2 separate regions of the Homo sapiens genome follow, and region 2 is linked to region 1. The links are chromatin loops, found by intact Hi-C in ENCODE. Cell type or tissue: IMR-90. All regions are shown on one strand. Links, peaks and the distances in the headings refer to the core of each region. The heading gives the core; the rest is flanking DNA.

Region 1 (4,405 bases), core at 290-4,289:
CAGAGGGAAGGTAAAATGAGAGAGAGATTTCTATCTAATTCCACCCTGATGTCACCTGCCTCCTTCCCCTGGGAACCTCAGACAGCAGGACTGTAAGTTTAAAACATTTGTATTTATTTACTTTTTAATTTTACCCATGAATTAGCTCAGATAGGTTAACTACTCTAACAAACCAGTCCAAAATTTTAGTGGCTTCGCACAATAAACTCTTCCATTCAATGCAGGGCAGGTGACCTTCTCCTAAGAAGTGATTCAGGAACCCAGGCTCCAATAAGCCCGTGGAGATAACCATCTTCGAAATGTGACAGAAAAGAAAAGAAGAGAGGATCGTGCATGGGAAAATTTTACAGCCCAGACTTGGAAGAGAAGCATGTTAACGTCATTTGCATTCCATCGGCTAGAACCCAGGCTTATAGAACTCCTTAACTCCTTAACCCTGGGTAATGTGGTTAAATTAGAACCCTGGAAGAAAGGAGAAAACAGAGCTAGCCACACACTGCTGTCAGCCACAGATAGCTAGCATGTGTAATTTCAGAAAATCATGGTTGTCCAGGTCATCTGACTTCAGAATCAGGATTTTTAAAATGTAAGGACAATGAGGAGAGAAGGAACATTTTCATGACCTGCTAAGTTATCCTAAATAAGCCAATACATCAGTCTGTTTACAAAGCATCACTGCTTCCATGTTAAATTAAGGAATGGAAGAAACAGAGCTGGAAAATCAGAGTGGGGGATTTTATTATAACACAAATTCATGAGTGCTCTGAAAATCAAAACTCTGCTAGCGAGTTGCACTGAAGTTGAAAAAGTTCATGTTTTAACAGAACATTGCCCATATCAAATAATCTTACCTGACTTTCAAAATGTGACAGTACTGTATTTCCAACATGCAGGGTCTGTGTTACAAATGATGGCAGCTCATCAAAAGAAGACAACCGTTTTAAACCTCAGTCTTCTGGAGTGCATTTGCAACCATTCACAGCAGACAGTTTCACAGAACTAGTTATTGGCTATATGCAACAATGTTAACGATGACTTCATCCCGAGTATCTTAACTAATTATCCCTAATTTAACTGGAGTCTGTGGGATGCTTAGATATAGGTTTAGTCATGAACATGACAACCCGACTTCATTTTAACTTCTACTCCTATCTTAGCTTATGTATATGATGCAGTACAAAGACCCAGATTCAGTTCTATATTCTTGATTAAACTTTCCATGTCTCTTCCATGTTTCAGAGCTATGCCTCTCTTCAAATACCACTAATTTATTCATGAAGAAAATCTTTATTGAGTTGCTATCAAGTACCAAGTAATGACAGTAAAGCAGAGAGTGAAATAGACATAGTGCTTGCTCTCATGGAGTGTAGAGCTGTGGATTTCATTGTTAAATATGTGATTTGGTATGTAAATGATACTTTCAAACCTCTTGAAGATGAGGAGTATTGTTCGCTTTCAAGTAGCTGCTGTACTGTCTGCATGGACTATCTACTACTCATAGGTGCTAAGTGAGAAACTAGTCAGTTGGTTATTAAGTTCAGATAACTATATATGCCTCCTCTACCTTAATAAAAACATTGGAAACCATTTGAAAGCAGGTAACTGCAACTAATTTTACTTCTGGTAGTAACTATTGTGAATTGACTTGTCATTTTTGACTCTTCTACTGATTTGTTCATTCCCTTTTCTATGACAAGTCTAGGCCTAGACTAATGTCAGACAAAAGAAACTCATGCATTCACTCACTCACTCCAGCAATGTCCTCATGCCTCTCAATGTCCTGTGGGCATGATAGCAGGCTCAGGGGACAGACAAATCTGCAAGACCCCAGAGGCTCAGTGACAGATCTTGAGGACATTGTACACAGCATTTGCGGTTTTTCCTGATCTCTGACCTACAAAAGCCAGAGGATCCAGCGCAGAAATTCAATGAATTCAGTTCTTCAGTGATAGATCCCTGGGACTCCTGATTACCAGGTAAAGTTATAGAAAATAGTTATTGAAGATCCGTTACTTGTAAGACACTCTGCTTGGCAAAGATGAATAAAGAAAAAGACTTTACATCAAAAAGTTTATCAGCTTATGGAGGAAAAGGGGAAAAGGCACACGTGGCCAGGAGCAGCTCAGAAGCATAGGGCACACTTTCCCCTGATGCAGAAAGGAAATCCTGGGGTTATAGAAGTTCAGGGGAGATGTAATCGTGGAAATGTAATGAAGGAAAGATTTCCTTAAACATGTGACAATCAATGAGTCATATACATGGTATATGAGTCTGTTCTCCCATTGCTATAAAGAAATACCTGGGCAGGGCGCAGTGGCTCACGCCTGTCATAGGGAGCCACACATCCTGTTTCATCATGAGCATACTTCAAGTATTGAAAGGCAGCTTAGAGTTCTTTCTGTGTCTGTGCCATCTAAACATCCTCAATTCCTTAAGCCTTTCATAAACATGTTTCATCTAAACATCCTCAATTCCTTAAGCCTTTCATAAACATGTTTCCTTTTGTAGGCCACTCATCATTCTAGTCTTCCTGCTTTTGGAAGCTTTTTTATTTTGTCAATATAGGATAAGAAAGGAGCTCAGTACTCTTCGTGCAATGTCGTTAGTGCCAAGATCACTGCAGCATATTGGCTTCTGCATCACCGTGATGGATTATATCAAGCTTATCTAGTTAGCTGTGGGTAAATACATAACATTTCATGTATTTACACAGTTAGGTTGTGGGCTGGGGAAGGGACTTTTTGCTTAGCCTAATTAAATTTTGTGATTGTAGATTTGACCAATCTTACCAACTAATTATGAACTTTTGACTCAGAGGCCATTACCTCTCTCTAGCTGCAGGAACGGGATATGGCAATGTAAACGTTGTGTTTTATCTTAGATTTCAAATGTGTCGTGGAGGCAATATGAGTTAGATCCTTCATTGTAAAAACAAAACGATGTTCATTTTGCTTGAAATACAGATTTAGCAATCTAAAATTAACAATAAAATATAAAAATAATGCCCACATTTATGTCATTAGAAGTTATTAAAATATCATCTAATTTCTATTGATTTTACCTATAATCAGATACATGGAGATGTATGGAGATGACCAATAAGGTCAGAACAAAATTTGCTTTGCGGTCTTTTGCCATTACCAAATGAGAGGGTACATTGTTTCCCAAAAGTATATTCTATGTGAAGCAAATTATCTTCTCCCAAAGCTACTCCCATTCAATATGAACTGGACTGGACTCACTTATATATTTGTTTACTGTTTATATAAAATGTGACCTTTCACTATTTATTAATTGCAACAGAAGCCTATTTCACTATGTAAAGGAGCTCTGCAACTTGCTAAATACTTCTAGCGAAGCATGAGTTGCTGAGAGCTGAATTCTCCCTCTTATTCTACTCCTGGTAGGAGAAAGACTTGCAGAGGCCACAGGAAAGCTCTGAAGCTCTCCAAAGTGCTGCATCACCACCCCCCATCCCCTACCTCCCACCACCATCACAGTCCCTACAGTCCTCCAAAGCCAGCCTTTCTGTGGTCACATGACTCACAGGCAATGGTTTGCTCTGCAGAAACACCTGCACATGCCTGGCCACCTCAGGGCCTCCAGTGATGGGAAATGGGTCGCTGACCTCTTCACAGATAGGAGAGTTCCCTACCACAGTTTCTCAAGATCAAGGAGAGATACCCATTTCAATGATTCTCTGAGGGCCCTTAAAACTATCCCAGAGTTTCTTCTAGAGCCTAGATGATATCAAATTCAAAGCAGAAAAAAAAAAAAAGCAGAAGAAACAATTTTGAAGCCTCATTAGTGCTCAGGATAGCTCTTTTACACACTCATATTTTCTCCAAATATTAAGAATATGTTAGATGGATCAAGTATTCTAAATTCCCTATTATTAGTTAAATGACTTTATGCCCCATGGGAGGAGAGATCACAGTAGTCACAACGGTCTTATTCCTACCAAATCCTGTGGTATGAATACATAAATGGTTAACAACTAACATGGTTCGGCTCTGTGTCCCCACCCAAATCTCATCTCGAATTGTAATCCCCACATGTCAAGGGAGGGAGGTGACTGGCTCATGGAGGTGGTTTCCCCATGCCATTCTTGTGACAGGGAGTAAGTTCTCATGAAATCTGATGGTTTTGTAAGGGGTTCTTCCCCCTTCTGTCTCTCTGTCTCTCTTGTGGCCTTGTGAAGAAGGTGCCTGCCTCCCCTTCCGCCGTAATTTTAAGTTTCCTGAGGCCTCCCCAGCCATGTGGAATGGTGAGTCAATTAAACCTCTTTTCTTGATAAATTCCCTAGTCTCAGGGAAGTTCTTTATAACAGTGTGAAAACAGACTAATACAACAACAGACTTAGATGCATCCCTAAGCTTAGTATACATTTTACTGATATGAAGGA
Region 2 (4,405 bases), core at 219-4,218, 110 kb before region 1:
TCTGCATCTTGCTGCGCTCCAAGGCAGGAGTTCACAAAACAGTGCCCTATTCAGCTCAAAGAATAAATACACAGAATCACGGCCTCTTCGGGGTGGGAGAGATCTGAGCAGCCTTCTTACTCTCTTATTGTCAATGTATATACGATTCTGGGATGGGGAAGTCTGGAAAAGCTTGATTAAATTTTTATTTCAAAAGATATGTTTAGACATTTCTAAAACTGTAATAAAATGTTAACACATCAGTTATGACTTTTCCCTTGACTGATGCTGCAAGTTTAACTTTTGCCATTTCTACCTGAATAAAGAATAGCTGATTTTGGGAGGTTAATTACTAATCTTTTTGATCTCGACTTCTCAAGGTCTGTACAACCACCAGAAAATAAGTTAGATGCTAAGACCTGTGTAAAATAGCAACCTCAATGATAACTACTAATTGACTAATTTTAAAAAAGACATCTTTGTTGAAAGAGTCTCTTTGTTGTGGTTAGTTGACTTTATCATAACAAAAGGTTTAAGGAGACTCTTAAGAAAAAGTTTAGTCTAATGAAGTACCACCTTTGCTGTTTTATATTTGGGGTTTTCACTGTGATGATATCTTGAAACTATTTATTTATTTATTTATTTTATTTTTATTTTTTAGACAGGGTCTCACTCTCTTACATAGGCTGAAGTGCAGTGTTGCAGTCACAGTCACTGCAGCCTCCACTTCCTGGGCTCAAGCGATCCTTCTACCTCCGTCTCCCGAGTAGCTGGGACTACAGGCATGCACCATCATGCCTGGCTAATTTTTCAATTTTTTGTAGAGACAGGGTTTCCCTGTGTTGTCTGTATTGGTCCCAAACTCTTGTGCTCAAGCGATTCTCTCTCCTTGGCTTTCCAAAGTGCTGGGATTATAAGCATGAGCCACTGTGCCTGGCCAATATCTCAAAACTCTTATTTCAGAACTTTCTCCTAGGTTCACGGTTGAAATTCTGGCCCAGATAATAGGACTGAAATGTGTATCTCTGAATTCCAAGTTTACTATTGATATGGTTTGGCGGTGTCCCCACCCAAATCTCATCTTGAATTGTAGTTCCCATAATCCTCATGCATTGTGGGAGGGATGCGGTGGAAGGTAATTAAACCATGGGAGCAGTTACCTCTATGATGTCCTCTTGAGAATGAGCAAGTTCTCAGGAGATCTGATCATTTTATAAGGGGCTTCCCCCACCACTTCACTCTGCACTTCTCATTGCTGCTGCCATGTGAAGAAGGACGTGTTTGCATCCCCTTTCGCCATGATTATAAGTTTCCTTAGGCCTCCCCAGCCATGCTGAACTGTGAGTCAGTGAAACCTTTTTTTATAAAATAAAATATCCAGTCTCAGTTATGTTTTTGTTCGCAGCATGAGAACGGACTAATACAACTGTTTTGCTTTCCAGTATACCCTCTGACTCTTTTTAAAGAAGCAGCTCAGCATGGCGTGGTGGGAGGATGTAAGTCATTTAATGGATGATAAATTAAGAATTTTAAAACTAATAAGTTACTTTTGGATCTATCTGCAGAAGAGTTTAAGCCTCATTAACTGAAGGCTATGTTGATTTCAGTTCACTGTGACCACCCAGGACAGATTTTGGCTCTGGAGTGGTCCAGGGTCTACTGATTTAGGCTTTGTAAGTTTTGAGATTCCTCAGTTTTAGAACACAGGGTGATAGAACTTTGCAAGAGCCTGTTTGTACTCTCCAAGCAAACTCCAGAAACTTGAGTATCTTTCCAAGTGAAGAAAGCAGCCTGTTTTGGGGCGGGAAGGATGTATGCCTCACAGCTAGTGCTGATTCATCCACTGCATGTGCTGTTCACCGGATAGGAAGCCCTCTGATTCCTTCCAGACAAGTGTTTGCAGGAAAGCTAACGTCCCCCAAACTGCAATTTGGAATGCAGAATATGAAAGTAGAGGTATTTTTTTTTCCTCAAACCAAGTTTACAAATTTGCACTTTCTGTGCCTCAGGTTAATAGGCATTTAGCTTTCCCAAAGTAACATGTGCATGATTCGGAAGAATGGCATTCTAACTGCAAGCTTTCCATGACGAGTTTTTCTCCTGCAGGGTGATCTGTGTTAATTTGAATTCATAAGAAATAAAAATTCATTATAGCTCTTATATTTTCTATTTCTCCTTTGGATTAGGAAATGAACGAATTAGACATTTACAACAAAGCCCCAATTACTATCATCTTACATTGGCCTCAAAGCCATCTTTGGAAAGACACTGAAGTTAAGAATGTGAAGAAAACTTACCAACTATCATTATATTATATGATTTCAAGAATAAATTATTTTCATAATATCACTGTCCAAAGGGATTCTTCCATTTCTCTTCTTAAAAACTGTATAACATTTGGATAGTAATAAAGCCCTTTTTGATAGAATCTTAGGAATAATTGCTTAGAAATCCAAGCAGAGACCCATATTTATGCCAAAGTAATAACATCATTTATTCTGTGATCATGTTAGCTCTGTTTAGGTGGTAGGTTTTAAATCTTTAATTTATTATTTCATTAATCTATTAAACTTATTATTAAGTATATACTAGGTTTCAGGAGAACAAAGAATGTACAGATTATTTTGATTTTAGTGACTTTTATATATACACAGATGTATACATAATGAAAAATATATAAATACTGGAAAGATATACACCAGTTAAATGTGTCCTGTTTTTACCACTTGACATAGGCAATTCTATTTTTTCATTTATGTGTATTTAAATCACCTAAATTTCCTTGTAATAAGGAAAGATACTGAGATTTTTTTATAGTGCACATACTAAAAACTATTATACTTCATATATTGAAACATAAATATAGAGATGGATCATGAGCTTCTGTGGGAGGGGAACCACACTCAGATGAGGACATGTGTGATGCCTACTGGAGTTCATCTGATACATACTCTGATAGAGTAGTACATAAGGGGCTATGGAAATTCCGAAGAAAAGTGCTCTACTTTCTTGGGAGAAAGGGACATGGAGGCAATAATTGGGAATTTTTGACACACAATGAGCAGAAGCTTGCAAGTTAGGCAGGCAGGGAACTGCATTTCGTGTAAAGGGAATAGAATGTGCAAATGCACGAAAGTGACAACCTGACCTATTTGATAATGGTGAGTTAATAGGTAGAGTATGATGCACTGAGGGGATGGGCATTGTAGGAGGTGAAGTTAAAATGTACACGGAGATCCATATCATAAAGGGAACAGAGGCGTGAATAGTGGCCCCCAAAAGATATGTCCACAGGCCAATTCCAAGAACCTGTTAGCGTTGCCTATTTGGAAAAGGGGTCTTTGGAGATGTGATGAAGTTAAGGATTTTGACATGAGTAGATTATTCTGGATGGTCAGGGTGGGCCCTAAATGTAATCACAAATGTCCTTATAAGAGACACAGGTGGAAGAGAAGACACAGAGAGGAGGGCCTTGTGAAGACAGGCAGAGATTACAGTGAAGTGGCTGCAAGCCGAGGCATGCCAAGAAGTGCCTGCAACCACCGGACGCCAGAAGAGACGAAGAGTGGAATTGCCCCCAGAGTCTCTGGAGCAAGCGTGGCCCTGCTGATGGTACTTTGAGCTTTTTCCAGAGCTGTAAGAAAATTAGCCAGGTGTGGTGGTGCACATCTGTAATCCCAGCTACGCAGGAGGCTGAGGCAGGAGGTTTTAGTGAGCCGAGATTGGGCCATTGCACTCCAGCCTGGGCAACAGAGTGAGACTCCATCTCAAAAAAAAAAAAAAGTATTTATGTGATTTATCTTTGCAAGTTTGTGCTAATTACAGCAGACAAGAAAACTAATACAAAGGGCATTATATGCCACATAGTGGAGAGCTTTCTATGGACTTCAGTTTAGAGTCATACTGCCATATTGGTGTTATAACTTTTAGTATGGGGCAATAACCCTTTGTTTCCTAGATGCAAAGACTCATGAATTTTTCTAAGAATTATAATGAGGTATAAAGAGCCAAATTATGACTGTTTAGGAATGTACCTAAAAATAAGTACACAGAACCACATATTTTATATACATAGGATTAAAACGCTCAAATTATTCACATGAAAGTATTCCCACCATCCACCTTTTATTATCATAAAGAACCACAATGCTCAGTATGTTTGCACTGAAATCAAAGATAGCATCTTCAGAAAGATGTCCCTTTTACAAGAAGAGTGCTTTACCTAAATGCATGTTTCTTTTTAGTACAGTAAACTAGTCTGCATGAGTTCCCTAGACTCCATCCTGATTTGAGCAATTTTTAGTCTGTCTGAATGTTTGCCTAGTAGATGGTCAACGGATAATGATCTTTACCCTCTTTGCCTCTCAAGGTAGCCATGATGTCAAATGAAATGTTGTATTATTTTGCACAAGGGGCATCAGTACGC

Evidence for each region. Hi-C counts contacts between places; a loop is a spot of excess contacts. Peaks named below come from ENCODE experiments on the same cell type or tissue, not always from the same donor. Only the 100,000 strongest peaks of a DNase experiment are listed, where the experiment ranks them.
Region 2: it touches region 1 in a loop (4-fold over the local background); 1 of 110 quality-filtered maps calls a loop at or near these places.

The regions. Positions count from the first base shown.
Region 1 is chr13:107,256,864-107,261,268 of GRCh38, reverse strand. All of the region lies in intron 1 of NALF1 (NALCN channel auxiliary factor 1), which reads left to right. Among named protein-coding and RNA genes, the nearest start is that of SNORD31B, 62 kb to the left of the region's middle. RefSeq lists an enhancer at 1,308-2,507. In IMR-90, for the core only: no CTCF peak of the experiment used is centred there; a DNase peak (open chromatin) is centred at 2,368; H3K27ac peaks cover 1,193 bases.
Region 2 is chr13:107,367,678-107,372,082 of GRCh38, reverse strand. The region is part of intron 1 of NALF1 (NALCN channel auxiliary factor 1); the gene reads left to right. Among named protein-coding and RNA genes, the nearest start is that of SNORD31B, 49 kb to the right of the region's middle. In IMR-90, for the core only: no CTCF peak of the experiment used is centred there; a DNase peak (open chromatin) is centred at 1,812; H3K4me3 peaks cover 168 bases; H3K27ac peaks cover 1,232 bases.